2 separate regions of the Homo sapiens genome follow, and region 2 is linked to region 1. Evidence: chromatin loops called from intact Hi-C (ENCODE). Cell type or tissue: endothelial cell of umbilical vein. All regions are shown on one strand. Links, peaks and the distances in the headings refer to the core of each region. The heading gives the core; the rest is flanking DNA.

Region 1 (16,042 bases), core at 7,934-11,933:
CAGTTCTGAGCAAGGGATCAACACACTTGGATTTGCATTTTAAAGCTTTTTCCAGACACAGTATAGAGAACAAATAGATGCTTGGATGGAGGTAGGCTAACCCACTTAAAAAGTAATCTAGAAATGAAACGGTGATAGAGCAGAGTCAGGTAGTGGTAAAGAGAATTAGACAGAATGGATAAATTTAAGGAGATAATATCACTGAGAATTGTTGATGGATTCTCTGGGGGAGGGGTGTGCAGAGGTATCAAGACTTCTGGCTTGTCTGACTAGATGGATGGTGGTTTCATCCATGCAAAATTAAGAACATTGGAATGCTAGATCCTCAGGGCTTAGAGATAAGAAAGTTTCACATATTCATGCTTAGGTGGAGGCCCAACACCCAATGACTGTCTACTTTAATTCTGACAAGAGATTATCTGCCACCTGGATAATAGTTCAGTAGCAATAAGAGGAACCAGCAGCCAGAGATCAATTTCCAAATGGAGGTTTGGCAGATCTAGACAGGTATTAAGTGGTCAACTTGCTCCAGGGAGGTACCATCATATGGATGAGATGGGACTGACTGGGAAGACAGACCTGGTATAGATGCAGGGATTATAGAACAATTTGAGAGACAATGTAATTAATATTCATGTGTGTGATTCAACTATAAATCAAACATATCTCAGAGAAGTTTTAATGGAATGAAATTATCAAGATTCTAGTCTGTGGTTGGGGACCAAATTTGTTTCCCATTCTTCTGCATTCTAAATACTGCTGGAATGAACATCAAAGGGATTGTGGTAATATACATCACTAGAGTCTCCTGGACAACATAAAGATAAATATATTGATAAATGTATATCAGGGTGTTAGCTGATGTCATTGGCAAGAACAAATAGGCACTGAGTACTTGGTGAGTGTCAGGCTCTGAAGTAGACACCTTGAGGATTTCTGCAAACAGGGATGATGTCTATCTTGTTTATTGTGAAATCCTTAGCACAAAACACAGCAATATCACAAAGTACATGTGAAATAAATAATTACTGGGTGAATGAAGAAATAAGACTTGGAGTATCACCTTCAGTAACTTAGACTAATAAGAGAATTAACACTCATAATGCTAGACTTTTGCTTCTTCTTTTAAAAGGTCTATCAAATCTGTAATTATTTGTATATACATATTTTTACTCCTATATTGTAAAGTTTGTGGTTGCAAAGACCATATCTATTCTGTTGCTGACTGTGTTCCCATTGCCTAGCATAGGACCTGACACATAATAGGGGCTCAATATATATTTGTGGCACGACTGATGGGTAGATATGCCCCAGATTCCCAGCAAGGTAGAATGTGTTCAAAGTCATAAGAGTTGCAAAGAGATTTGGAGAGTTTAGGGATCCAGAATTTACATCTTGTTTAAAGGAATCTACAAAATACAAGGAAAAGGCTGGCATATGAGCTTGACCTTAAAGAATAGACAAAATTTTTAAAGTATGATAGGAAAAATAGAAAGTGTTATTTTAGGCAAAAGAATAGAATTATCAATGGTATCACATGTGTTTCTGTAGGTTTTTGTGACGTTGTGCCTTTTGGAAAGTTAGTCCTATTTGAAGAAAAGTTTAATTGCAGGGACCCACAGCTGGTACCTTAAGTGCCAGATGCTGGTTTTGTTTCATAGTTAATGGTGGCAACACCGCTTAATTGTATATTTACAAGCAAACACATGTTGTTTCATGAAAACTACTTGATAATTACACAGCGACTACTGGAACCCCTGATAATTACACAGTTACATGTGTTACTACTACCAAGTTATCTCCTGATAGCTGAGTAATTAACTTGTCAACTCGGCAAACGGAGCTGGAGGGGAGGCATTTGAAACGTGTGTTCCTTTTCTCACAGATGTCTGTGGGTTCAGTCAGCACTTGTTGAAATTGGTATCATTCTCCTTTCAGTCACTGAGTAGTTGACATGGAGGATGAAACACTTTCTGTCTCCCTAAGCTCCTTAGAGCTCTTTGGACTTCTTGTGACTTTTTAAAACATTTAACCTTGCTGAGAATTTTGTTAGTGTTCATCCATCCATCACATCACAAATATTCATTGAGTCCCAACTATGTGTCGGGCCCTATGTGAGAATCACTGCTACTGCTTCATAAAGCGGTGTAGTATCCCAGTAAGAGCACAAATCTGGTTTTGAAATCTGGAACTGCTATTCTTCAGGTCTGTGATTTTTTGCAAGTTTCCTAATCTATAAATGGACTTAATTGTGGCTAACAGTGTGGTTCTTAGGATGACAGCTAAGGAAAAACCTTGGCATAAAATTAATGCTTAATGAATCTTACCTAACCACTGCTTGCTCCCACCCTCAGACCCAATTAGCCTTAATTGTTTCACCCTCTCACCAAAACAGATCCTGGAATAACCTCTACTTGGGATTGTTAACATTTCTAGATATGGTTTAAATTAAAATAACTGCTTGTTTTAATTCTCAAAATTCAGATGTATTAACTAGATCAACTGGGCATTTTTCAAAGTATATTGCAATTAACAGATTTTGCTAAATGGTGCCCAAAATACCTGAAAATAGATGATACTATTAACACCTACTTCCGGGATGAAATACCATATTATTGAGGCTGAGACAGATTAAATGACTTGTCCATGTTAATGTTAGTAGGAGGTGGCAGAGCTATAATTCAAACTCATCATTCAGGCTCTCAACCCATGCTCTTTATACAACACCACTCTGTTTCAAGCTAATTTACACAGTGCCATGAAAAACTTGCCATCTAATGCTTAATTATTTGTTTATACTTATTAAGTGCCTACTGTATCGTGATAAAATATTAAGCCCTGGATGAATAAAAATGGTTAAAAGTAGAATTTACTCAATGTCGGCTATGTAACAAGCACAAATTTTCTATACTCATTGGATCATCTTAACGACAATGTAGGAAAGGTGCTATTGTCATTCTCACTGTATGTATACATGAAGAACCAAGGCACAGAAATCTAATATAACTTGCCTGAGGTCATACCTTCTTGCGTGGCACAAATGAGATTTGAATATAAGCTGACTCTCTCCAAAGTCCACACAGTTAGCCGCCAAGTTCACTCTGCTCTGTTTTGCTACAAGGCTCAGCACAGGACTAGAACAAGAGCTCACAGTCTAACAGGAAAGAAAGACACAGAAACAAATACCATTCAATATGCTGGGTGTTATGATGTGTGATTGTGATAGAGCCAGCATCCCACAAATCCCTGCTAGTTACTGAAGTTCCCTGAGAAAATATAAAAGACACCAACCGCATGTGCCCTGGTTATTCCTTGCCAGGGTTTTTGTCTGAATCCCTGTCTACTCTGGGGAGCTGGAATAGACCCCATGTGAAATAAGTGGATCAGAAGTGTACTTCAGGCTGGGCGCAGGGGCTCCCACCTATAATCCCAGCACTTTGGGAGGCCAAGGTGGGTGGATTACTTGAGACCAGGAGTTCATGACCAGCCTGGCCAACATGGCAAAACCCCATCTCTACTAAAAATACACAAATTAGCTGGGTGTGGTGGCACACACCTGTAATTGCAGCTACTTGGGAGACTGAGGCACGAGGATTGCTTGAGCCTGGGAAGTGGAGGTTGTAGTGAGCCAAGATCTCACCACTGCACTCCAACCTGGGCGACAGAGCAAGATCCTGTCTCAAAAAACAATAAATTAATTAATTAAATTAAAAAAAAAAGAAGGCCAGGCTCAGTGGCTCACGCCTATAATCCCAGCACTTTGGGAGGCCGAGGCAGGAGATTGAGAACATCCTGGCTAGCATGGTGAAACCCTGTCTCTACTAATACTACAAAAAAGAAATAGCCAGGAGTGATGGCAGGTGCCTGTAGTCCCAGCTACTCAGGAGGCTGAGGCAGGAGAATGGTGTGAACCCGGGAGGCAGAGCTTGCAGTGAGCCAAGATTGTGCCACTGCATTCTAGCCTGGGCCACAGAGCAAGACTCTGTCTCAAAAAAAAAAAAAAAGGAAACAGAGGAGAATGGTAATATTGAGCTTGAAATTAGTCACAAGTAACTAGTAACCCTTTATTCATTGTCTCATCCTACCCATCTGGTCCAATGTGGCCCTCTCAGTCTTAATGATTACCTAGCAAAAGGTATACCGAGGCTAAGATTTATAGACTAGCCACAGGGAAGGATAGAGTGCCCCATGGCAAATAGCATTTTGACCTTTTCATTCCTTTCATAAAGGATCATCAGACATTGCCACAGCTCTCCTTCTAGTTAAAGAAAGAAGAGCAACGATGTGCACCAACACAACAGAAGCCTGGAAAAGTGCAGTGGAAGCCCAGAGGCATAGCTACATGCATGGCTTTTGAGGAGAAAGAGCAGCTTCCAGAGCGGGAAATGTCTGAGTCAAGTTTTGAAGGATGAATAGGAATTGCCAAACACATGGGAAAGTAGAGAATTACTGACAGTGAGAATATACAGAGACACAGAATGGAGAATGGTAAAAGGTTCAGTGTGCACCTGTGTACCTGGACAGGGAGAGGCAAATGATGAGATATGGCCATAGAAGTGGCTGGAATAGATTATAAAGAATTTTCCTTGTCGGTTGAGTAGTTCTAATTTTTCCTGGGATTTATGGGAGATCTTGAGACATGGAACTGGGACAATTTATTTTAATGATACCTGTTGTGGGAAGTCAGGGACCCCAAATGGAGGGATCGGCTGAAGCCATGGCAGAAGAACGTGGATTGTGAAAATTTCATGGACATTTATTAGTTCCCCAAATTAATACTTTTATAATTTCTTATGCCTGTCTTTACTGCAATCTCTAAACATAAATTGTGAAGATTTCATGGACACTTATCACTTCCCCAATCAATACCCTTGTGATTTCCTATGCCTGTCTTTACTTTAATCTCTTAATCCTGTCATTTTGTAAGCTGAGGAGGATGTATATCACCTCAGGACCCTGTGATGATTGTGTTAACTGCACAAATTGTAGAGCATGTGTATTTGAACAATATGAAATCTGGGCACCTTGAAAAAAGAACAGGATAACAGCAATGTTCAGGGAACAAGAGAGATAACCTTAAACTCTGACCGCCGGTGAGCCAGGCAGAACAGAGCCATATTTCTCTTCTTTCAAAAGCAAATGGGAGAAATATCGCTGAATTCTTTTTGTCAGCAAGGAACATCCCTGAGAAAGAGAATGCACCCCTGAGGGTGGGCCTCTAAAATGCCCCGCTACGGTGTGGCCATATTCTATGGTTGAGACTGTAGGGATGAAATAAGTCTCCCATAGCACTCCCAGGCTTCTTAGGATGAGGAAATTGCTGCCTAATAAATTTTGGTCAGACCAGTTGCTCTCAAACCCTGTCTCCTGATAAGATGTTATCAATGACAATGGTGCCCAAAACTTCATTAGCAATTTTAATTTCGCCCCGGTCCTGTGGTCCTGTGATCTCACCCTGCCTCCATTTGCCTTGTGATATTCTATTACCTTGTGAAGTATGTGATCTCTGTGACCCACACCCTATTTGTACACTCCCTCCCCTTTTGAAATCCCTAATAAAAACTTGCTGGTTTTATGGCTCAGGGGGCATCATGGAACCTACTGACATGTGATGTCTCCCCCGGACACCCAGCTTTAAAATTTCTCTCTTTTGTACTCTGTCCCTTTATTTATCAACCCAGCTGATGCTTAGGGAAAATAGAAAAGAACCTACATGACTATCGGGGGCAGGTTCCCCGATAGAGACCAGGGATAGGAAGACAAGTCAAGAGCCTATTCAAATGTTTCAGAGCATATGAGGTTGTGAATAGACCAGAGACTGAAAATGGGGGCTATTTATAAATAATAACCTTCAGGGTTTAGTGTCAGATATGGGGAGCGAGGAGACGGGGAAAGAAGAGATGCCTCGAAAACTTCACTAGGAGAGAAAGAGAAAGTAACAGGTAGTAACACAAACAGTAAAACCCTATAAATCTCTTCTTAAAGAATTAAAATGACAAAATTTCAAAAAATACAGGCACACTTAAGCTTCAGAGCCTTGTTAAATGGGTAGGTGGTGCTAAATGTGAGTGGCAGTGGGGAAGGAAGGGAGATTTTTTTTTTTTTTTTGAGACGGAGTCTCGCTCTGTTACCGAGGCTGGAGTGCAGTGGTGCAATCTCGGCTCACTGCAACCTCCACCTCCTGGGTTCAAGTGATTCTCCTGCCTCAGCCTCCCAAGTAGCTGGGACTACAGTTGCATGCCACCACACCTGGCAAATTTTTTGTATTTTTAGTAGAGACAGGGTTTCATCATGTTAACCATGATGGTCTCGATCTCCTGACTTCGTGATCCGCCAGCCTCGGCCTCCCAAAGAGCTGGAATTACAAGTGTAAGCCATCGCACCTGGCCAAGGGAGGGAGATTTGGCTTCCAGGCAGAGCTCTTCTGTCTGAGTCCTGATGACACCCCCATTGTAGATAATAGTGTCCATTGTGGGTAGATAGCTCACTCTGAGAGAAACAAACCTGTTCTGCCAGAATGCCTTGCCAGTGGCTTCTGACTTACCTACACCTGCTCTATACTGGAATCTTAATTTTCAGGTTGGATCTACCCAGCAAAAGTACTCAATTACAAAAATGCTGGAATCTCATCTTTAACTCAAGGCATTATGAAAACAAAAGTATTACTGACAATGAGTGAACTCATTCTCTGAAATTCTAACAGCTTGTATAATAGCTAATGTTTACTGAGAGATTCCTTTGTTCCTGGCCCTGTACTAAGGGATTTATGTATAGATTGCTAATGCCGTCTTTGCTGTAATATAAGTTTGAGTTTAGGTGTCCATTCTCCTCCCAAATTTGTTTGCTGCAATTCTCCACAGAATTCCCAGCTACCATGGGACCAAAAATAGGTCCATTGGTTATTTGGGCCAAAATGTAATAGAACTTTTATGGCTGGAATGGAATGCAGTGTGGTATAATGATAAGTGTTTGGGGTTTTGAAGTTATGGAGAACTGGCTGCAGTTCAGTTCAGTTCAATTCAGTATAAAAGAGAGACTCTGAGCCACTACTACGGGAATTTTAATATACATGTATTTATTATAAGATAAGTACTGTGCATGTGAGGAGGTACACAAAGAAGAATGAAGACACAGTATCTGCTCTTAAGGACCCTATAAGTTATTGGGAAAAGATGGCACATAAATGGTAACTTTCAAAATAAATTGAGCAATATTAAGATAGTGATAAAGAGCTTTCTCTGGGGTCATGGAGAAGGAACACTTAATGCAGCCAAGATGGTTGCTGACCTACATCTTAAAAGGTAAAGAAGACAGATCAGCCAGGAATGGTGAGTCTCAAATTCCAGGCATAGAGATTATTATGAAAAAAGACACAGAAGAAGGATACATCATAGATATATGAAAAATTATAAACAACATAAAATGAAAAGCAGGGCAAAAAGCAGAGCATATTGATGATGTGAGCCTCACAAAGTTCCCACACCTTTCTGAGTCCCATTTCCTCATCACAAAATGATTATAACATTTAACATTTTAAACAATGTAACATTTAACATTATAAACAATGTCCACGTCATTGGATTTTTGCAAAAATGAAAGATTAAAAACCAACCAAGTACCCAAAATTGTGCTTATATCAGAAATTTCAAAGTGGGTAAGATATTTCACAAAAACACTTGCTCTATGGGATGCTAATGTATGCTTTATTTTAGGTTCTATGGTTAGTTATGATTCGGGAGACTGGAGTTGAACTGAGTACAAACTCTGAGCAGATTTCTTTAGAACTAAAGCTTTTAATATACTGTTTCACCGTGAACCTTTAAGGACATGAGAGAGAATATTTAGCTCTTCCAAAGCTTTTTTTCTTTTTTTCTCTAACTGAGCACCCCAAGGGACTCATGTTCCATAATCACACTGGGAAATATTGGCCAAGACTGGACCAGCATATAGGATGCTTCGGTCCATCTGACTCTTAGCTTCGGTCCATCTGACTCTTACCTTTAGAGGAATACTGTTTTATCAGTTCATATCAGTTCATCATTTTATTTGATGGCCAGAGTTTTTTCTAACCCATGACAAGTCTAAGTCTATGTCAACAATAATTCATATTAATGAAGGGTTCTATGTGTTGAGGTCTTTGGAGAGTTCCCTTTCAATCCTTTAAACAGCTGGTTCATGAGAAGGGCCACACTTTAATCCTTGACCCCTTAAGTAATTGAACTACCATCTAGATCATAACCTACCACATTATAAGTAAGGAGGCAGACTGATGTGATGGCTCTGAGTTTCGCAGTGATGGAGAAAATCACTTAGATGCTCTTCTGGGCCTCAGTTTCCAATACTTAAAAGAGGATGTTTGTTACTGGTAATCAGCAACCCTCTAGGATTCTACAACAGTGTCATATCATAGGTCAACCTAGAGACTATCAATCTGAAACACTGAATTTTATAAGGTAGGAAGCCATGGCTTAGAAAACAGAATTTCATAGTTCCACGTGGATTCTATATTCTGTAATACCTGGGCAGGAATGGAAGGAGTCCAAGCAAGAGTGGATGAGCCAAGTGGAAGAACAGTATTTCCAGCTAGCCTAAGATTCTCTGAAAGAAAATAGGGCCTAACAGTCGGCATGTGTTAAATTGAGTTGACGAAGGGAAGTGGGACTGGGAATACCTGGAAGAAAGTTATTTGCTTGAGTGAAATTCATTCAATTCAGACGACTTCCTAATCTCCACCCAGAGTTCTTCCAAAGCTATAGACCTGTATATCCAACCCAGAAGACATCTCCACCTACCGATTCAACAGACACCTCCAACTTAATGTGTTTGAAAGAGAACTTGTGTGTTTCCTCCTCTACATATCTCTGATATGGAGTTCAAGACAGTTCCCAGAGATGCTGGCAAGTCTAGGAAGGCAATTTCTTCCATCAGATTGGGCAGTCCTGAGAGCCTTCATCTAAAAGTGAACAGGAAATATTTACCAGGGACTTGGCATTTCCTTCGTCTTCAGAGCTTTCACTTGTGCTGTCTTATTTAACCCCCAATAAAAAACAACATTAATAATTAGGTGGCATTATTCTTATTTTTACAAATTATAAAAGTGAAACTTTGATGGAGTAAATGGTTACTCAAGCTTACACAGCTAGTTAAGTCTGGGAGCTGAAATTCCTACCTACACTTGACTCCTTGACTCCAAACCCTGCATTCCTTTGAGTAGGCTGTCTCCAGCACTGAGAACATCAAAGAATTGGTGCAGATGATGCTAGAGCATAGGGTTGCTGAGCTCTGTTCCTGGGGAGAGGCTGTTTCATGCTCTGTGTTGTGCTGTCTGTCATTAGTAAGCATCGTAGAAATGTTCATTGTCACTAGGAGAGAGTCATGGAACTATTGGGCAGGGAAAGAGATGTTAGGATACAGGTTCAGCAGCTGTCACATGTAATATATTAGGAGGATTTTACTTCCTGTACACATCACTTGAGCAACACACACACAAACACATACACACACACTCCCCACTGTAGTGCTTTCTCTCTCTCTCCCTCTCTGACTGGTTTCTGTGGAAAAAATGTAGAAGATATATTTTAAACGTAAAATAGAGAGCAGCTCACATTTTATTGATAACTCTCATTCACTGAGCACCTATGGTAAGCTTGTGCTCTATAAGCCAACCCAACCTAATTCTCACAGCATTCCTCTGAAATGGGTATTATAAATGGTATTTTGGAGACGAAGAAACTGAGGCACAGAAAGTTTAAAAATTGCTTGAGGTCACACAGCTAGCCAGGGTGCAGGGCTAGGAGAATGAGAATGCAAACACAGGTCTGTCAGGCTCCAAAGCCCAGGATTTCACCAGGATACTTGGCTGCCTCAGCAGGCTCACTCAGTGTGGTGCTGGGTGGACAATCTTGCCAAGAAGGCTCCTGGTGAAGAAAATTATTTTTTAAAATTACTGTTCCTTCCATTGTGTAAAAGTTACCATACACACAGCTCAGCTAGGAAAGTATATATATATATATATATATATATATATATATATATATATATCTCAAAGAGAGCTCCTATCCCTTCCCCCTGGAGCAGACAAAACCTCTAACAAATGCTATTTCATCCTGGTTCACGTGAGAGTTGTATGGGGGAAGCATGGAACATTTCTTGCTGCCAAAGACAAGTCCCAGAATTCTCACATCAGTGCTGCAAGACTGACACCATGTGGCCAAGTCAGCCTCCCGAGGCCCTCCCTTAACCACCTCCCACAGGTTGGAGGCTCACCAGCCTTCTCAGACTTTCTAAGGAAGGCACCTGAGAGGATAGGACAGCAAAGAAAGAACCAACCACCAGGGTGGGGAGCTGCTGGTAGAGTCTATTAGCTCTCTACAGAAGGCAAATACTATGCAAGTAGCCAACTACAAAACTAGGCTGTGGCACAGGAGAACAAGAAACTAGACTTTTTTTTCCCCTAACTTCTGTATTTATTTATCCCTTACCTTGTTCCAAATATACACAGGCAACTAAAAAGATGCTTTGAAGTTCCACTAGGTAATCCATTTTATAATTTGGTGGGCAAGATGAAGCAAGGAGAAACAAAATGGTAGAAATAAAAAAACCCCACACATTTGAAATGAAACAATCTAAAACATGCATAACTAGAAATGCAATACAAGGATTGTCTCTACATCTTCTACATGCCAGTGGGAAGGATGGAGGCCTCATGGTTAGTCTGAGATAAAAACAAACCATGAGGCAATGAAGAGCACAACTGTTCCTCATACTACTAGCAGAAAAAAAAATCCTGAAGTCGTTTTAGAGAGGGCAGGATGTAAAGGTCATGAATAATGTCAGTTCACAGATAAGCATAATTGGCCCAAATGATCTTTTGAGCTCAGCAAATCAGAAAGCCTGAACACTTCAACTCATCCTCTACTTTTGCATTCTTAAAATAATACAAGCTTTTTTTCTCATTATTTGCTTTGACTTTGTGTGTGTGTGTATAGAATGTTTTGTGCTTCCCCTTTAAATGATTGTCGCCAATTAGTTTTGTTTGTCTAAAATGCGATAAGATTCCATTTTAAGAAGTCGATGCTGGGCTTTTACTGAGGAACACAATAAATTAATCATTAAATCAATTGTATTGATTGAAGCTTGCAAGACATGAAAAATTGCAGAGCAAGGAATATTTCCACGAAGAGGTAGGAAAGGACCTCAGCATTCTGGGGGAAGGTAAATAAGTATGCTATGATAATACTGTTTCATTTCTTCCCTGGGATATGAGCTTCATTTATCAACTCTACAATAAATATGGTGACCATTTAATTTCAAACATTTACCGTAAATAATAGCTTCCATTTATTAAGTGCTCACTAAGCACTCTATTCTATGCTTAGTGCTTTCATACATTATGTCACGTAACCCTAACAATAAATCTGGTTGGAGCACATCTCTATCCCCATTTTGTAGAAGAGAATACTGAGGCTGATGCGCATGAGTAACTTGTTCAGAGTGACCCATCTAATGAAAATGTCTGGCTTGGAACCCACTTCTGAGTGAACCGAAAGCCCATGCTCTTAACACTGAATTCTATCTTAAATTAATAAACTAATAGAGAGAGAGGCTTGAAATTCTGCAGCATGCTTCCCTACCTTTTTTCAGGGCTGCTCGTGCCTCCTCAAAGTGTGCCAACAGTGTAAGGAAATAGAGTTTTGGAGCCAAGATTAGGTTTTATTTGGAAGAAAATGAATATTGGTTACCAAAGCCAAGGCAATGAGTAGAGTTGCAGGGTAAGAACTGAGACACCAAAAAGCACCCAATGCAAAATGCTTAGATGAGAGCCAATGGACATAAACACCAAGGCAGATAGGAGGCATAGGGTGGGGGTGGAGGGGTGTGTCAGAGTGTTTTATTATTCACATGAAGTGGCACAAAGAGCCTTTGGCAGAAACTGCCAAGGACTTTGGGCATATACAGGCGTAGTTTTCAACTTTCGAGTCCATAGCATGTACCTTAAGCACATCATTTAAGATTCTAAGCCTCAGTGTCCTTATGTATAAAATGGGAGCAGTCAGATCTCCCTCAAACTGCTGCTGTGAGGTTTAAGTGTGATAATGTATGTGAAACTCTTAAAAGGGAACATCTGGTACAGAGTCCGTGGCCAAAAAGGATGGCTCCTTTCCCCCTCTTTTACGCTCCCTTAGCAGAGCCTCTTTGAAGGAACTCCTGTACTGGACTTGGTAGAGGAGTGCGCCTATCCCCAGCTTTTCCCAACAGACCGCGTTGGCTTATCTCTTAACACCCTAAACAGCAGTCCCTCAAGAAGGTCTCTCTTGGCCTGCTACCTGTGACCAGTTACAAAAGCATAATCTGCTCGACAAGGATGAGGAGGGAAAGTGAGAGTGTTGATGGCTCCAACACTCTATTTCCTTCCACTGTGTTGACACACTGTGAGGAGACATGAACAGCGCTGAAAACAGGTAGAGAAGCATGGAAGTGAGAGATTAATGAAATAGCAATGCAGTGTTCATCAGGATGATGCCGATGGCAGGGTGTCTGCTTTATCACCAGACTCTCTGCTCATTTTCATGGGATGAAGCAGTCTGTTTTCAGAAGACCGTCTTGATTCTTAAAGAAGCAAAGACAGATGGGAACCTACTCTGGTCTGTCCTGCCACCTTCTTTTCTGGAAATAGACCCTCTTCCATGCTTAGTGCCAGAAGTAGACTTCTTTTCAGGATAATTTGCATGGAAGAACTCATTCAAATGGAAGAAGAGGCACTATGACTTAATGAAATACTCCCTCCACCAACCCCCACCACCCACACACGTACAAATCAAGTGAGGCTTTATTTTGCTGGGCAATTTCTTTCGACGGAAGTAGACTCATTGGCCAATTTAAAATAAAGGTGGTTATTTATTCACGCCACCACCTCTTGAAGAGGCCAGAACTAAAAGGAGAAGAAGAAAAGTCTCAATTACAGTTGCAGCAGCACTTAACGGCTTGCTGAGTATTCAGCTGAGATTTGAGCTTGAAATTCTGGTACCAGACACAGTTTAGGATTCTAGGGAGGAACAGGAAATGGCCTAGCTCAGAGTATTCCTTTTCACTTATTGAGTCCATTTATTTTATGGTTCTGACCACATGCCAAAACCATTTGGAGTCTTCAAGAGTTTAAATAGCAATGTCCAATTAATAAGGCATAAAGCCCTGCAGCTTCCTCACCCCCATGCATTTAGACAGCCCTTCTCCGTTCTGAATGTCTAATTGATAGGAGACACTTGCAGGCCTGTGTTTCTACATCTATGCTGAGGATGAGAGCAGTTAGAGTGGCTTCCAGAATGGGTTCCTCTGCTTGGAGGCATTTCCCAACCCTATACTGAGCAGTCATGTCAAAAAGAATGACAGTTCCTCATGGACATTGTGTCTGTGGTTGGAATAGGATGAAAGTTCTGGTAGTTTTATTTCCTTCTGAGACATTCTGGAACATTTTAGCAATGAATTTGTCTCCTGGCTTTTTTGAACTAAGAACTCCCCACATATTATTTTCATAATGAGACATTCTGCTGAGGGACTAATGAAATAGCATTGCAGTGTTCAAAGTGACAGTTAAAGCTGTTGTTTTTTTCCCAGCGATGTATTCATCCTTTGGAAATGATTATTTTTAAAAGTTCATGTTTAGATTTTATATTTTACCTTTACTTGAACAAACTGGAAAATATCTGTGTAACAGCTTTGTTCTAAGAATATTCAATTATGTTTAATGGGAGAGTCCATTAAACTTTTCCCGATTTGTTTTTGTTTTTTAACTGGTTTTAGATGATAACAGGTACTCACCACCCAATTTAGAAATAATAATAAGGTCTCTTTTTTTTTGGCCAAGTCTTTTAGTTTTGTTGGAGGGAGGAAAAGGATCTACAATCTCTTCCCTCTATAATTTGTAGATTATACAAACCCTTGTGCTTTTAATAGATGGTTCCTCATTAGACAGCACAACAGAATAAAATAACTGTCCATTATTATCCTTGAGGGGCAGGGCCAAGTTTCCCCCAAAGACATTATCATATCAAACAACTGCATTAAACGCAATGTGAAACACAGGCTTTATGGGAAACCTTTGGATTTCTCCTTCCTGCCAAAGGGGTTCTAAAAGATGAGCCCCTTTGTTATGGATGGCTCTGGCATTCCTCTAATAGGTGTACCAGATGAAAGATGACTAAAGACATTCCAGATGGAAGAGTTGGCTAACAGCAGCACCATAAATACCTGATGGATATACAAGCCTCTTGGTGTGAAATATGGTCTTTGTTCTGATTTACACTTTTACTACATATTTAAAAGAATGCTACATTTGTCAGGTGGGGGGAACGGGCATTTAAAAAAACTTTAGATTTGTGGAGAGAGGTTAAAGAAAGCCTCTTTCTACTCCTTGACTGAACATTATTATGTTTTCCTCATCAGAACCACATCTTTCTCTCCAGAAACTATCGAAAGGGGACATCTTCATTTGCCTGAACAGTTTTTTTTTATTTGCTAGAGATGGCAAATTTCATTCTTCCACATTGATTCTGAAAAATTTTGTTGGATGAAAAGCTGTAATGTTGTGAAATAGTATTGACCTGTGAGTCCAGATATAGGACTCTTTATTTTCATAAAACTCTGTGCTTACTATTGTTTCACTGTTGGCAACAGTGCTATGCCTGGGACTTAGTAGGGCTCTTAGTAAATATTTGTTGTTAAACTGAGCCTCGGTTTTCTCAGCTGCAAAATGGGAGCTAGTAATATCTGCACCATAGGGATTCAACCCCCATTCCATGAGAGCCTCTGGTGCTGTACTCCGTGCTCAGCACTTGGTTCAAGAAACCTATAGGATGGAAGGGAAATGAGTGACACCTATCAACACACATGAAGTTATCATGTATCACTTCAAAGCTTGAATTCTGAAGTCAAGCAAACCTTAGATCAAATTCCAGCTCTGCCACTTACTAGCTCAGTGACCTTGTGAAAATTATTTAACCCATCTTGGCTTCCAATTGTCAGTCAGTGAAATGTAATAAGAATAGTTCCTACTTTATAGGGCTACTATAAAGATTAAATAAAATGACGCATTTAAAACTCTTAAGAAATTGCCTGCATATAATAAGTACTCAATAAATCTTAGTCAGTATCTTGGCTGTACTTAATAAAACCAAGTGCCTAGAATGAACTCTTCACTACTTTTCCCTGATCAAATCATATCTGGAATAATATTTTTATTCTTGGATATCACAATTTAAACAGATGTTGGTACATCCAAAAAGTAATCTCTGAGAAAATGAAAGGTTTGGAAATTATGTCATATGATAAAAACGGTGGAATGACCGAATAATTTGGTTTAAGAAAAAAACCCATCACTATAGACATATTTGAAGAGAAATTCAAGTCTTAAGGAACTTTTAAGGGCAAAACAGGCACCATATGGCAGGGAGGTAGACACTTCTATTTAGAAGAGAAGTTTCTGATACTTAAGGCTTTCTGAAAATTGAATTTTCTGTTTCATGTAGAAATTAATCCCCAACCACTAAAGTTAAGAGAGTAAACATCTTTTCTGTGACATGGATGCAAGCATAAGGTAGAAGATAGGATTTTATTCAACCTGAAATATTGTGTGACTCCTCATCAGTATTAGAGGTCTGACTGTCCTAATATTATATATTGGATGGCAAAAATCCAGGGACATCCCGACTCTCCAGCTACTTAGTGGTAAATGTGTGCTACAAATTCATTCTGCTAATTCCATTCCATTTTTAGAAAGTCATCACTTTACCGCAGGCTTCTCTAAGTGTCCTTCCTCATGTACAAGGCCAACTTCTTCACATTTCTTCTCGATTATGTTATTTCCCATGTTCTTTAAGTTTAGATCTTAAATTTCTTCCTGTCTATCTTTTTGCCCCCTGTTACCTAAAACCATGCTCTGAGCTCTCCTGTTTCCCTCTCTCTTACACTTCATTTTTCATCTTCTATCTTGATCAATAATGTGTTTCTGTTGCCTCCAGTTACTCAACTCCCATTTACTCCTCAA
Region 2 (16,042 bases), core at 5,619-9,618, 1.5 Mb before region 1:
AAATCACCCCCAGTTGAGAACCACTGCCCTAGATTCCAAACCATGGAGGTTTGAACATGAATGGTTCTCAGTAAATGCTTATGAAAGGAAGGAAAGAGTTTGGCTTAGGCCCTTTTAAGTTTGAGACAGTAGTGGAATATATAATTAATGATATTCTTTCAGCATTTGGGAATAGAAGCACAGAGTTCCTTTGAAAGCTCAGAACTAGAGATTGATATTTGAATGCCACTGGCATAGAATCAGCTAATAGGCATTTCTTGTGTTACATAATGTTTTGAAGTCCCGAGTCAGATAGGAGTTGGGATCCAACCACTAGCCTTACCATTGTAAACTGTCACTGTAGGTGAGTATTTTAACCCTTTTGAGCTTCAGTTCTCTTGTTCTGTAAAATGGGGGTAATAATTATAACTCGCATGGGGTTGCTCTGAGGATAAGTTAGACAATGCATGTAAAGTGGTCATTTGAAAGCCTGGAATGTAGTAAGCACTTAGTAATAGTTCAGCATTATTATTAATATTGTGATTAATAATAATGATTAATTTTTAATCCATTCAGAGGTCATGACAGTGTTAGTTCCATTTTATAGACAGGTTGTGGTTAGAATCTGGATCTGCTAGGCTGGGCACAGTGGCTCACGCCTGTAATCCCAGCACTTTGGGAAGCCGAGGCTAGTGGATCACCTGAGGTTGGGAGTTTGAGACCAGCCTGACCAACATGGAGAAACCCCGTCTCTACTAAAAATACAAAATTAGCCGGGCATGGTGGCAGGTGCCTCTAATCCCAGCTGCTCTGGAGGCTGAATCAGGAGAATCACTTGAATCCGGGAGGTGGAGGCTGTGGTGAGCCGAGATTGCGCCATTATACTCAAGCCTGGGCAACAACAGTGAAATTCCATCTCAAAAAAAAAAAAAAAAAAAAAAAGAATCTGGATCTGCTTAATTGCTATCTTTCCCTGGATCATATTCATCTCACATAATGCACACAGCATCTCACTTCCCAGAAGGATCTTCACCTTTTCATCTGGAAACTGAGTGCTAACTGCCTACGGCAAAAATTCCTTTTCAATTGGTAAATAACATCTTCTTCTATAACTATCATTGGGAAACTCAGTAACTGCTTATTAAGTGCTTTGGGTAAATAGATGGAGGAGATATTGTATATAAGACACCTGTGTTGCCAAAACAAAGCACCTGCCTGTTTGTAGCTTACTAAACCACAGGCTCAAAGATTCTGTCCCTCAGGCTTTAGGAAATGAATTCATAAGTTTAGCAACCATTGGCATTAGCTCCAGGCAGCGTTTGATTTTTGGAGTAGAGCAGCATGAGCAGAGGCTGTGGCCCAGAGCAGAAGCTGGGGCAGAAGCCCAGGGACAGGCCAACAGGTGGGTGGGGGAAGCTAACTTCCTCCTGTGAGAGCTAATCGGCTGAGGGCATCCAGCAGGCCAATGCAAAATGAGTCTCCTGCCCTTAGAAAACAAATACCAGACAGGTCAGGAAAATTTAGCCCCAAACCAGTTCTGTCACCAACAAACTGGTTGACCTGGGAAAAGGCATTTAACCTCTTCAAGCTTCTGTTTATTCGTTGGCAAATGAGGGCATGGGATGAAATCGGTGGTACTCAATCACTGCTCTGGCACATCGGAGGTGGAACACGACTAGCCTACATGGTGCAGGATTTTTGTAGTAATTACTAGCCATCAAAAATGCCTGACAACTCATACATATACCTGAAAAACAGTGTTGGGGTTGGGGGTTGGTTTTCTTTTTATCATATTAGGTTTCTGTTATTTGATAGATTGGATTATTCAGTTCATTCATTCATTCATTCATTCATTCAAATGTTATTGCCTGAGCATGCTATGTGCTGGGCCTGTCCTGGGACCAGGTGCTGCCTTTGCTTTCAAATGGGGTTTACCTGGAACCAGTTAAAATTCCTAGGTCATAGGAGGTGACATGATACCTTTTCTCCTCCAAATAAGAATCGCTGAATCTGATATGACTGTGGGTAATCTGGTCATGGAAATCCCTGCTTCCCAATCCTTACCACTTCTACCGACCCCCATTCCTACTGGCTAGGAAATTCTCTAGGCAATTATCAAAGTTCCCCCAGCCCCCACCGGGTTCCTGCAGACGCCGAGGCGTCTACTAGGTTTGCCTTCTGATTCCTGTAGGTGGAGCCAGATCCCCCGGCTGAGAAGCCCTGGGCCTGCTCTCTGCGGCGGCCGCCGAGCGGTAGGTTTGCTCTCCAGCTCTCTTTTCCTCCTTCTCCCTCTCTCATGTGCGGTCTCCCTCAACATCCAAACCAACCGAGTGCGTCTGAGGTGAAATCGTGCCAGACTTAGAGACGGCTGCCAGGTTTCTCTCAAGTCTTGGCTTAACAAAAGAAAGCAAATTACAAAAATGGAAATTTTCAAACTAGCGTTCAGTGGTATTCAAATCGACGTTTGGGTAGCGCACAGGCACAGACCGCATTCGTGCTATTTTGTGATTAAAATGATACCAAAAATACCTCCTTGCTTTGGTTTTCGTCTTCGAAAACGACTTCTTTCCTTCTTCTAATTTCCCCCTTACTTTTGGGAGCGGCAAACCCCTGACCACTCTAGAATTGCTAACATTTGGACCGGCGTCTGTTGAAATCTTGCCTCTGCTGACTTTTTTTTTTTTTTAAGAGTTGAACTTTAAAAATGTGTGCACTTTGCAGCCTGGGGAAATACAGATAAAGAAGTTTCTAGGCACTTTCCCAGGAAGTTCTGTGTTTTGTGTGAGGAACTACAAGTTCTATGACAGTGCATAAATCGTCTTTACGTCTCATCTTGATACCGGGAGCAAACCTGAATGCGCGTCTTGCCAGCATGCATGCTACCTCGTTCTCCTTTGAGCATGAATTGTGTGCTCTGTCTCATGCTTTTAAAACATGGGTTTAAGGTGGCCATTGAGTTGGATCTTGAATGATTTTACTTAACATGAGGTTTTATAAAGAGCTTGATTGACCACGTCCTGCTCGATTATTTTTGCGGTTGCTAGACAAGGCCCTGTCCCACGTGGGTTTGTGAGAAAGGTGCTCTCATCATCACCCCACCCCCAAGACTGCACTATTTCTTTCCTTGGAAGCGTTGACTGTCTCCTTCTTACACAGCTGTGTTTGCAGTGCCTGGAGACAGGTGGGGGAGCAGTCTTGGAGGCCGAAGCTGCCAATTCCTTCTCTAAGGACTGTCTGAATAGCTATTAAATTTTAAAGCTCACACGCACGCACACACTTGTTTTGTTTGTTTTTGGTGGTGGTCACTCACTGTGCCTTCCCGTTTGTTGTACAAGGGCAGCTGCACCAGTTTGCCAGAGTGAGATTAAATGTCACAGACAGACATTCTATTGTGTGCATTCGCCAGCCCACCTAAGCATCACCTTGGGCCACTGCCATGTCTTTCTAGGTGCCTCAGAAAGCTGGGTCCTGTAGCATTGGCGGAGTTGTGGGACTGCTTATGAATTTCGGGAAAGAGGTTCTCCCATCTGGATAGGTAAACTTAAAGCTCCCACGAACACTGCAATACTCAGGCAGTAGTCACATCAAGAGGTTCTTGTTGGTTTGGGCCTACACGAATTAGGATTCTCTACCTGGCACAAGTGACTGTGGACAAATCAAGCTGCTAGTATTTTTCAGATTTCAGAATAGAGGGATGACATTTTAATCTGGAATCAGATACCCTGCTCTTTTTACCCTTTAGCCCCAAATACCCAGTGCTCTTCAGGACCCTCGTGCCTTTGCTTGTGCTGTTTCTTCCTCTGGGAATTTCTCCCCCATCCTCTTCTCTGCTTAGTAAACTCTTGTTGGTCTTTCAAGGCTTGTCTCAAATACAGCCTCTTTGAAATCTTTCATAGCCGTGCCCATGCACCGAATTTCCACCCCCTCCCTGTCATCTGTTAAATGTCGCTGTCTTGCTAGATCTATGTAACATACTACGTACTGCATAACTGTGTTACGCACATCTTGGTATGCCTCTTTCTCCCCTAATAGAATATACTCTTTGCCCAGGCAGGGAACACGTCTAATTTACCTCCTACTTCTCAGGCTAAAGATGCTCAGTAAAATCTTTTGAATGAATAAAGAAACATGCTTGGTTTTTTCATCAATTTCCAAGAGACAATGTGTTTACTTTCAGGCTCTCCTAGTTCAATTGCCAGACACCTATAACCATGTCCGTAGAGCTGAGAGTAAGATTTTAAAGTTTATATTAAAGTCTGATGTTCATAGCTCAGAGACATTCTTTTGGCTTACGGTAAAGGAAAGTTTGATGAGCACGTTGGTGGAAAATTTCTGTATTCCCAGCACCTGATTGATGCCTCTGTTCCTACAGAATCCAAAGAGAGCAGAGCACTCCTGCAGACATGGGAGCTTGTGAAAGTTGTGTAGCTCTCCTACTGCTTTGGTGTAGTCTTGCGGATTATACTAACAAGTTGTTATTCATTAGACTTTACTCATTAAGTCATTCAAACTAGAAACCTGAAAATGTCCTTGGAGCCTCCCTCTCCCTCACTTCCCACATCCAGTTATCACCAAATCATGTCAGTTCTTCTCCACAATATCTCCCAGATCTGCCCACTGTTCTCCATCCTTGCTATTGCTGTGTTCCAAGCCATTATCACTTCCCAGCTGGACAATTGCCAAAGCCTTCTAGTTAGTCTTTCTGCTTCTAGTCTTGCCTGCCTCCCATCATGTCATTCCCTGGCTTACCAGCTTTCAGTGACTGCACTTTGCATAATCCTTTGCATGGCCTTGTGTGGTCTGGCCCCCAGTATCTTTTTAGCGGCTCTCTCACTGAATATACTAGACTTCAGGTCCTTGAACTTGCCAAACTCTTGCCTACTTCAAGGCCTATCCATATGCTTACTTGCCTACTTCTTTTGGGAATACTTTCTCTCAGCGTTCACTCTCTTGGATCACTTCTCATCTTTCAGAATTCAACATACATGGCACTGCCTTGGAAATGCAGTCCATGCTTCTCCTTTCTACTTCCTCCTTTCTGGATAAATCACATCCCCATTATCGTTACTCCTGATGCCCTATTTTTCCTTCATATTACTTATTAGTGGTTGCAATTATAAAAAATTATTGATGTTTTTATGTATTTTATGTCTGTCTCTCCATCCACAGTAGATCAAATGAAGGCAGGGATCATGTCTCTTTGTTCAAAAGAGTTTACCAGGAGACCCAGTATCTAACATATAGTAGGTTGTCAAGAAATACTTTTTGGATAGTGCTGGAAGGAGAATGCTAGCAGGTCGTGTGTAACAGGCCTGTGACGTGAAAATAGTTTCATGCAAAAGAAAATGCTGATCTGAAATGAGACTTAAGGATGTTTACGCACATGGAACAAGCAAGGGGAAGACTTGAGTTTTGATATGATATCCCATGGCCTTTCCCCACTGCTATTTGAAAAATAAGAAGAGAACAAGAACAAAAATATTTGTTTTACAACTCTACCAAGATTCAGCCCTCCCCTTTCTCTCCCCCTTGCATCAAGTACATCCTGTACTTTTGGCAACATGTTGACTGGATATTTAAAAGCTGTGAACTGTTCTGAAAATTTCACATAGTGGGTTATGGGCCATGTGTGTTTGATCAAAATTCAATTACTACACTGTACCATACTTGGAAACCTATCATCCCAAGTTATGAAGTATGACGAAATAGGCGAACCTAATTGGTTCAGTATGGGAACAGTATCAACCAAGCTTGTTATGATAAATAGCTTCCTGTGTTAAAGGTTCTCTAGAGCTTATAAGTATCTTGGCTCACCTCCTTCAATGGAATAGGAATACTGCTCCCAGGGACCCCCTAGATCATTGTCCCTTCAATGCAACTGCAGTTCAGCGTTTTCTTCAATTTACTACCCCGAAAAAGAAAAATGCAGTGCAATTTTCCCTAGTCCTTCTCGTTTCTTCATTTAGAATTTGAGCACCTGGTAACTTCTTTAGCTTTTCTTGGCCTTAGAAAAACAATTTTTAAAGTTATGAAGCATTCCAATACAGAAAACCAGAAAATGACAGACATCTCTGTACCCACCACTCAGGATTAACAAATAATAATTTTTTTCCCTATTTCCATCAGATCTTTTTTTCTTTTATGTATCCTTTCTTATTTTTTGAGGCCAAACTCAGGCTACAGTATTTATTTATGAGATTTGTAAGTTAAGTCCTGAGATACTTTAAAACCCTTTAACCAAGAGGATGTGTATCACATTACAGAGAAGTACCTGTACATCGCATGTCTTTTCAGGTGTTGAAATGGACTCAATGAGAATTTCTGGATGATACTGTAGATAGGATTACAAGGAACCCTAGAAGAGGTTTGTTGGGGATGTAGGGTGTGGTGGTGCATGCTTGTTATCCCAGCACTTTGGGAGGCCAAGATGGGAGGATTGCTTGAGCCCAGGAGTTCGAGGCTAGCCTGGGCAACATAGTGAGACCCCATATGTATCTTAAAAATGTAAAAAACAAAAAAGAAATAGTCTTAACAGCTTGAAAAGATAAAGAAGTAAAATAAAACAAAATATTCCCATGCTTTATGGTTATTATGGGAATATGTACATACTTTTTCTTTAGAAGTGACATTTTGGGTTGGGTTAGAAGTATTTCCTTCTAGTGATCGCAGTAAAGGGCAAAACAATTGGGTGACTGCCATTTTAAATTCCAAAAAATAATCAGTAGCACTGGCATTTTCCTCAGAAGACAGCGTTAGGGCTGGGACAATTTGCATATATTTACCCTTAATTCAATCTTACCTTTGCAGTTGCTTTCCCAAGTTTGCTCTCATTTTATTCACCATTTGTAGTAGGCCATCCTGTTAAACCTGTTAACGAAAATGCATAATGCTAAATCTGCATTTCCCCTGTGGAAAAGTTTTGTGTTTTATAAAAAGTCGTTTTGGTAAAAAGCAAGAACCTTAGTTTGTCCTTGACAATAATTCATCAGTCATGAGTGCTGCAATGTATAACCACGAAACAGAGAAATATCCTTGGTGAAGGTAAATATGCAAGCCCACACAAAGGAAAAGTAAATACATTGCATGGTTTAGCAGTTTGAAATCACAATGCTGCCAGGATTACATTAGAGTCGTTCTTCTTGTTTTCTGCAGTACCATTAGGTTTACTTTCAAAATTGCAATTAGCTTAACAGTTGTGATTTCTAAAATGGCCCACTTGCCTTCCTTGTTTTCCTCTATCAGGTGGACACTAGTATCATAATCCTTCCATAATTTTTAAATAGAACTTCCAACAAGAAGTGCTCCCTGAAAGCCGTAAACTTCAAAAAATAGAATGTGACTGTAGGCACTTATGCTAATCTCCCTTTTGGCAAATCAGCTTTTTTTTGTATTGGATCTTGCCTGATTGAATAACACGGGAACTGCCAGAATAAATGCTATTATCTCTGTACAGTAATTAAGGAAATAGTCTTTGTCACTCTAATACGGACCAAGCTCTGCTTGCCTGTAATAAAGTTAAACGATAAAGAATCTGGAATGTAGAGAAAAATAAAGGGAAGTCAGTTACTAGCACGTGTTTCCTCCAGATGAGTAGTAGAGAGATGGAATGATGCATTTTGCAGAGACTGATGAAGAAGTTAAATCACTAAAACATATCAACTTGTAACATTTAATGAAATAATTATTTCAGGAAAAGAAACTCTTCAATTTCTATCTTTGGGAAGAGTTGATGGTTCCTTCCTTGGTGAATCTCAATGTATTATTTTAAAACATAGCTTCTCCAAATACAGGTCAAACCCTACTATACTAAATATCAGTTTTGAGACAGTTCTGTCAGTAATCGCAATAAACATCTCACTATAATAAAAATAGTGTTAATTACATAGTTTTGAATTGATACTGACAGAAGAAAAATTTCCCTTATGGATTTAGTGCACCCAAGTGTGGTGTTCCATCTTTTCCTCTGATGTTCTCAGTCATTCTCCTTCCATCTCTCTGTGTGTATTTATCTATCTTGGCTACTGTATATCTAATTATTTCAGACATGGCCAAGAGGAGCCTACGGGTACTGGCAAGTTTCAGAATAAACCTTACCTCAGAGCCATGGAATATAAGAAAACCAGTTTGTTTTCTTTAGTAGAAATTGAGGTGAAGGAGTGATATTGGGCAAAGAAGGAAACAGCACTATATTAACCATCTTCTTCAAGACTGTTGTGTTCCACATTTTGGAAGATCTGGCTCAGGGGTCAGCAAACGTTTTCTGTAAAGGACCAGATAGTAAATATTTTCAGCTTTGCAGGCCATATGATCTCTGTCATAACGACTCAATTCTGCTGTTGTAGTGCAGAATCACCCTGGACAACATGTAAACAGATGAGTGTGGCTGTGTTCCAATAAAACTTTATTTATGGACACTGAAATTTGAATTTCAGATAACTTTTATGCATTGTGAAATATTATTCTTCTTTTGATTTTTTCCAACCTTTTAAAAATGTAAAAACCATTCGTAGCTCATGGGCAGTACAAAAAACAGGTGGCGAGCCCACAGGCTGTAGTTTTCTGACTCCTGACCTAGTTGATTATAATCTTTTTTTTTTCACTTAACAAGTATCTGTTGAGTACCTGCATAGACCAAAATATTTTTAAAGCATTATGATAAATATTAATATATATAAGAGATTCAGCATTTATCATATATCTGTTGAACTTTCCTATGTCCCAGGCACGGTGCTAAGTAGTAGCAAATAAATATTAAAATGTATGAGATTCAGAAAACACTTAGTACATATCTGTTGAGCTCTCCTATGTCCCAGGAACGTGCTAAGCACTAGCAAATAAAATGGCAAGCAACAGGGACACTGCACCTGTTCTCATGAGTGTCCATGATCATGAAGTATGAGAAGCTCGACAGCAGGGAGGTTACAGGGATTGTGGCAGATATAACCTGGCAGATATAACCTGACTTTAAGTAGCTTTTGGGTTTTTTTTTTTTTAATGGTACTTTGTACTTGATCTTCCTATCCTTGTTGATTGATTTATTTTTGAGGTAGAATCTCTTGCTCTGTCACCCAGGCTGGAGTGCAGTGGCGCGATGATGACTCACTGTAGCCCTGATCTCCTAGGCTCAAGCAATCCTCCTGTCTCAGCTTCCTGAGTAGCCAGGATGAGGGGATGCACCACCACACCTGGTTAATTTTTACATTTTTTGTAGAAATGGGGGTTGGGGGGTCTCGCTACGTTGCCTAGGCTGGTCTTGAACTCCTCATCTTAAGCATTGCTCTCGCCTCGGCCTCCCAAAGTGCTGGGATTACAGGCGTGAGCTGTCAGGCCTGGTCGATCTTCTTACCCTTCATCCCTGCCTTAAACATCACTATCCGATTCTTCTTAAGGTAGAGTATGGTGATAATACCTTTACTCTAGGTAAATCCATACCTAGAACAGATTTATTTATGTATTTTTGAGACAGAGTTTCACTCTGTCACCCAGGCTGGAGTGCAATGGTGCGATCTTGGCTCACTGCAACTTCCACCTCCTGGGCCCAAGCGACCCTCCTATCTCAGCCTCCAGAGTAGCTGGGACCACAGATGTGTGCCACCATGCCCAGCTAATTTTTGTATTTTTGGTAGATAAGGGGTTTCACCATGTTGCTAAGGCTGGTCTCAAACTCCTGAGCTCAAGCAATCCACCCACCTTGGCCTCCCAAAGTGCCGGGATTACTAGAATAAATTTCTATTTTACTGAGGAAACCAGTTGACTCTCTGGTCTCCCTAGGGTATGGTATCATAGAGAGGGCTAAATTGAGTCTCTGACTTGGGAGAGTAAGCACTCAGCATCAGTGGTATCCAGACCCAACAAGATGGGAGAAATCTTTCTGTATTATTGAACCCATGAATAGCAGCTATCTCTACTGCTATGGACACTTTATTTGTGAACACAATGGGCAAGCTCTGGCATGAATAGGAAAGATGCTGACTGATACAGATCAGATCATCCTTTTCCTACTGTTGTTGAGACCTCCTCTGCAGTGGGTGCCCTTTGATGAACATCCATGCAGAATACAAATATTCCTACACTCTGGGGCCATTCTGTGAGGTGCATTATTACAATGCTCTCCCATTCATTCTTGTTAACACCCTCCAACCTTGTTTCTCCTAAGTCTAACCATCTAGCTAAACCATTCAGCACTAGCCACAAATTGCTGTAGATCTGTACCTTATCTGTTTCCTTCCAGGCAAAGGGGACAGTCATATGTACCATTTGAAGTTTTCCTACTGAAATAATTATAATACCCTTTTCTACTGTCCTTTGGAGTCACCCTTAAGTAGGGCATCAAGCTCCTGTGGTCCACTTTTAGCTGGTGTATAGTCCTGCAGATTTTTTTGCTTCCTCAAGTTACTTCTTGTAAGCGATTGCCCACAAAGCTTTCAGAGTGAGCTGAATAAGAGGCAGCAGTCCCACTGGAATAGGTGCACTGGGAGCATGAGTGACCCACAGCTCACCACTGCCTTTACCACCTCCCTTAGTACACTCTCACATCCCACACTTCCACTTAATTTTGGAGTATTGCTATGCATGCCTAATTTGATGGCTTGACATGTTAGATAATACACAGTGAATAACAGGCAGCTCAGATCACATGGTCCCTTGGTGTCCCATGGCCAAACAGTTAGTCTCTATTAGTGAAAACATAGATGTTTCTTAAAAAAAGGCTATGTGTTTGTGGAAGAATGGCTGAGTTCCTGATCTAGTTGATCATAAATTTTTTTTTGGCTTTGCTCTAACCCCCAGGTGCCTGTATTCTGATTATTCTCTTGGAGTTATCTGTCCAGTGTCCTCATCTGTTTTACACACTTTGAGTGCCATGATTCTGCTAGATATGCTGCATCCCGGACCAGCTGGAGAGTTGTCACGTGCTTGGGTACCTAATCAAAGCTGGCAGCCTTAGGTGTTATTTGGTAAATGGATCCAGCAGCTTATCCAACTGTGGTATGAGTTGCTCCAAAATCCTACGATGCCGTCTGAGCATCTCTGTACTTAGGTGGCAGAGCTTTGAATTTTTGTGAGGTTTCCCTCAGACCCTTTCATGTTCAGGCATTTTATCAAGGCATCTAGGATTACAGCTGCTTCTTATTTACAGTGTTTTAAGGATACGATACCATCAATGTACTGAACTGCCATGATGTCCCATGGGATTGGGAGGCGATCAATGGCCTGTTGGCTAAATGTTTACAGAGCCAGAGTTGCTGTGGTCCTCAGGTAAAACAGTGCAGGTGAACTGCTTTCCTGCCAGATGAAAGTGAACTCTTCTGGTATTTTCTGCTTATTGGGATAGAGAACAAAGCATTTATCAGATCCGTAATTGCATTCCAAGTGCCAAGGCTGTGTTGATTTACTCTAGTAAAGAGAACATATTTGAAAAAGTAATTGCAATTGACACGCGCCACATAACTAAACTTAAGAGAATCCATTGTCATTCTCAAAAACTCGATCCAGGCACAGTGGCTCACACCTGTAGTCCCAGTTACTTGAAGGGTTGTAGCAGGAGGATTGCTTGAGCCCAGGAGTTTTGAGGCTGCAGTGAGTTATGATTGTACCACTGCACTCCAAGGTGGGCGACAGAGTGATATCCTGTCTCTAAAAAACAAAACAAAGCAAAACAAACCCGTACATTTTTAGCAGTGGCCATGGTGGTGAATTAAATGGGGCTATGACAAAAATCATGACTTCAGCATATTTCAAATCTTATTTATTTATTTTTGAGAGGGAGTCTCGCTCTGTTGCCAGACTGAAGTGCAGTGGTGCAATCTTGGCTCACTGCAACCTCCGCCTCCCAGGTTCAAGCGATTCTCCTGCCTCAGCCTCCTGAGTAGCTGGGACTACAGGCACGCGCCACCACGCCCAGCTAATTTTTGTATTTTTAGTAGAGACAGGGTTTCACCGTGTTGGCCAGGAAGGTCTCGATCTCCTGATCTCGTGATCCGCCCGCCTCAGCCTCCCAAAATGCTAGGATTACAGGCGTGAGCCACCATGCCTGACTTCAAATCTTATTTTTAATAGCTTATTGAATTACTTTAAGGTGAACATTCTTGTAACCAACGAGTCAAGAAATTCAAGTTTACCAGCCACCCCAGAAACCCCTAAGTGCCACATCCCAATCGCAGCTCTCTCTTTCCCTTCAAAAGTAACAACGATCTTAAATTCTATGAAGTGATCAGTTCCTTGCATTTTTAAAGCTTTTATCACCTAAGTGTGCATCATTAAATATTATAGTTTAATCATGCCCATTTTAAAATTTATATGTTTCAGTCATTTTTAACCTAAGCCTCCTTCTCTGTGCCTCCTTTTTTTTTCTTACAATTTATACCAGCCTATTTGAACTGTAGAGTTTCCCAAAGTCTTAAATCTTTCCCAACATCTTACAGTTTTAAATTGCATATGCATGGAGCAATTCAATGTGTTTCTCTAACCTCTGATTTTCTGTAAGTTGGCAGCTGGATCCAGAGGCTTGATTGGACTCAAATTCAATTCCTCTGGCAATACGATAGGCAATGTTCTTTCATCAGAAGGCATATAATATCTATCTGATTTTTGCTCTTTTTGTGATTTTAGCAGCAAGTGATGCTCAAGGCCTAGACTCATTTATTTATTAGAGGTTTTAAAATTGTGACTTTCTATCACTTTGTTTTCATATGAGCTGAAATAATTTTATAAAGAGACCCTTCTCTTTATGCACCATGTGGTTAGCCAGTTCATATGGAATAGGCAAGGTAAAGGCTTCTTTCTTTTAATTCTGAAGGAAGTGAATTGGATTCCTTTTTATCCTCACAAGGTGAGCAATTCATTGCTTTTCCCTTTAATATTATTATAAACTCATGGATTTAAACATATTTGATGAACTTTAATCTATTGCAGTTTTTACTGAAGCTGAAATTGTCCCATCTTTGGTCAATAGGAGCCTCTTCAAGTTGCCTCCTGAATCTTTCTGGCATGATCCCAGGGGTCTTTGATAGCTTCCTTGCCATCTGGCATGTCAACATGTTCAAGGCACATCTTGTAAGCCATTTCTCCAAAAATCCACGCTTTCTTTAAATGGGAAATGGTATTTCAAAACCACAGTCTGGGCCCAAGGGAAGCTCATTATTACTGGGGTGATCGTGGTTTCTAGTTTGTACTGATATTTCCAATTTAGATGCAGGCTATAGGGTTTGTTTTACCTAACCTCTTCTATGCTACACCTGTATCTCCTTTCTTCCACACCGAGAATCCTGCTACTCAAGGACAAGATAGAAGTAGAATATCCTATAATTATCTATTTGCTTTGTCCCACATGACACATATAATAGTCTCAGAATAGCAATACTAGTACTACCATCATGAATGATGATTACCGAAAGCGTAACTGAAAAATACTTTTATTTTGCCTATGCTATTTCCATCTCCCTCATTTTAATGGTTTTTGTATATCTAGCTTGCCAGATTATGTAGACATATAATGTAATCCCTCCCTTTTAACCCTTATTTAGTCTTAGTTATGCAATTGAATATACATCTAATACCCACCATTAGTTCTTATGTCAATGACTCTCCAATCATTTGGTGGTCTGAAGCTTGCTAGCTAGTATGGTGCTATCCCATAGAATTTTCTGTGATGATGGAAATGCTCCATATCTATACTGTCCAGTGTGGTAGCCATTAGCCACATGCAGCTGTTAAGCACTTGGAATATAGCTAGTTTGACTGAAGAATTGAATTTTTATTTATTTATTTTTTTTGAGACAGAGTCTCGCTCTGTCACTAGGCTGGAGTGCAGTGGTGTGATCTCAGCTCACTGCAACCTCTGCCTCCCGGGTTCAAGCGATTCTGCTGCCTCAGCCTCCCGAGTAGCTGGGACTACAGGCGTGTGCCACCACACCCCGCTAATATTTTGTATTTTTAGTAGAGATGGGGTTTCACTGTATTAGCCAGATGGTCTCGATCTCCTGACCTTGTGATCCGCCCACCTCAGCCTCCCAAAGTGCTGGGATTACAGGCATGAGCCACTGCGCCCGGCAAGAATTGAATTTTTAATTTTACTTCATTTAGTTCATTCAAATTAAAATATAAATAGCCACATGTGGCTAGTAGCTACCGTATTGGTCAGCTCAGAGGTAGTAGGTTTCTTAGGAAGGGTTCATGGGAACAATATTCCTTGAGTTCTTGCATGTTAACAGTTTGCCTGCTCCTTTTATATTTATAGGTCTGTTTTGCTGTATATAAAATCCTTGGCTCACATTTTCTTTCTTTTAGGATCTTAAGTACGTTACTCCATTTTCTTCTGGCATAAAAAGTTACTGTTGAAAAATCTGATGATAATATAATTTTTTTCCCTTTGAGTCATGTGCACTATTTGCCTAGAAGCCTGAAAGATTTTTTTTTCTTTTTTCTTAAAGCTCAGTCATTTTACTAGAATATGACTTAATGCTTCAGTAGACACTTCGTCACATTGACCAGAGATGATAATTTTATTAATTGTGAATGCCACTGCATGACATGGATTACCTAGAATCCCACTTTTCATTGACAAAGAGTTGAGCATTTTTTCCAGTCCACAGACACGGCCAAAAATCAATCTCCAAATCCAATCTTTGAGATCTTAGGGTCTATGTCCTGGTACCATTTTCTGTATCAGTCAGTGTCCAGTCAGGAGACAGAAACCACATCAATAATTACAACAGAGAATATTTATTTACTGATTTTTTTGAGATGGAGTCTTGCTCTGTCGCCCAGGCTGGAGTGCAGTGGCGCAATCTTGGCTCATCGAAACCTGCGCTTCCTGGGTTCAAGTGATTCCCCTGCCTCAGCCTCCCCAGTAGCTGGGATTACAGGCGCCTGCCATCACGGCTGGCTAATTTTTGTATTTTTAGTAGAGATGGGGTTTCACCGTGTTGGCCAGGCTGGTCTCAAACCCCTGACCTCAAGTGATCTGCCCACTTTTGCCTACCAAAGAGCTGGGATTACAGGCGTGAGCCCCCACACCCAGGTGAGAATTTATTATAAAAGAGAGGGCTGGGCGCGGTGGTTCACGCCTGTAATCCCAGCACTTTGGGAGGCCGAGGCGGGTGGATCACAAGGTCAAGAGATCGAGACCATCCTGGCTAACACGGTGAAACCCCGTCTCTACTAAAAATACAAAAAACTAGCCGGGCGTGGTGGCGCATGCCTGTAATCCCAGCTACTTGGGAGGCTGAGGTGAGAGAATGGTGTGAACCTGGGAGGCGGAGTTTGCAGTGAGCCGAGATCATGCCATTGCCCTCCAGCCTGGGTGACAGAGCAAGACTCCATCTCAAAAAAAATAAATAAAAAAAAGAGAGAGAGACAGTAATGATATAAATGGCACAACCATTTTAGATCTTTTACTAAGCACACAGTGTGCTCTTTCAGTAAGCAATTTCAAATATTGTTATTTTTTATTTAAGGAAAGACTTCAGTATCTGATCTGTTCCCCTGCTTTGGGTTGCTTCAGGTACTCCTGTGATCCATATGTTGGATTTTATCTGCCCATCATCAACATTAGTCACTTTCTCTTGACTTTATTTTTCCTCATTAATTTTTTATTGTAAAATTTTTCCTTCCTTCTACCCCCCAGTTTTAAGGCATTACTTGTCATGTTTATTTGCTTTTATTTTTCCCCTTTGGTAATCTTCACTTTATAAAAAAGTTTTTTCCTTTTATTGGTAATTTTTCCTTGAAGTCTGTTATGTCATTTCTGAGTTTTTTCTAATTGTGATTTGTTATTTTATTTATATTGTATTATTTTCTTAATATTTTTCAGCTCATTTTAAAATAGTATGTAATAGTTTGGGTTTTTTTTTTTTTTTTTTGAGACAGAGTCTTGCTCTGTCACCCAGGCTGGAGTGCAGCGGCGCAATCTCAGCTCACTGCAACCTTCACCTCCTGGGTTCAAGCAATTCTCCTGCCTCAGCCTTCCAAGTTGATCTGTTTTTGAGCATGACTTTCAGATATGCTTTCATTGTCTATAGCGATATTATTCTGTTCCGTCTTTTCCTCTCCTTCTCTTCTCCTT

What was found. Peaks named below come from ENCODE experiments on the same cell type or tissue, not always from the same donor. Only the 100,000 strongest peaks of a DNase experiment are listed, where the experiment ranks them.
Region 2: it touches region 1 in a loop (2.7-fold over the local background); 1 of 110 quality-filtered maps calls a loop at or near these places.

What each region holds. Positions count from the first base shown.
Region 1 is chr1:60,151,226-60,167,267 of GRCh38, reverse strand. All of the region lies in intron 1 of LINC02778 (long intergenic non-protein coding RNA 2778), which reads right to left. It overlaps LOC107984963 (a long non-coding RNA gene), which reads right to left. Exons shown (of 3, transcript XR_001738092.1): 3 at 8,463-8,953. Among named protein-coding and RNA genes, the nearest start is that of LINC02778, 44 kb to the right of the region's middle. In endothelial cell of umbilical vein, for the core only: a CTCF peak has its summit at 10,224 (motif pointing left); a DNase peak (open chromatin) is centred at 10,177.
Region 2 is chr1:61,628,045-61,644,086 of GRCh38, reverse strand. LOC107984964 (a long non-coding RNA gene) reads right to left here and starts at 6,979. Exons shown (of 3, transcript XR_001738095.3): 1 at 6,939-6,979; 2 at 6,779-6,846. RefSeq lists enhancers at 2,074-2,123, 2,334-2,383. In endothelial cell of umbilical vein, for the core only: no CTCF peak of the experiment used is centred there; a DNase peak (open chromatin) is centred at 7,446.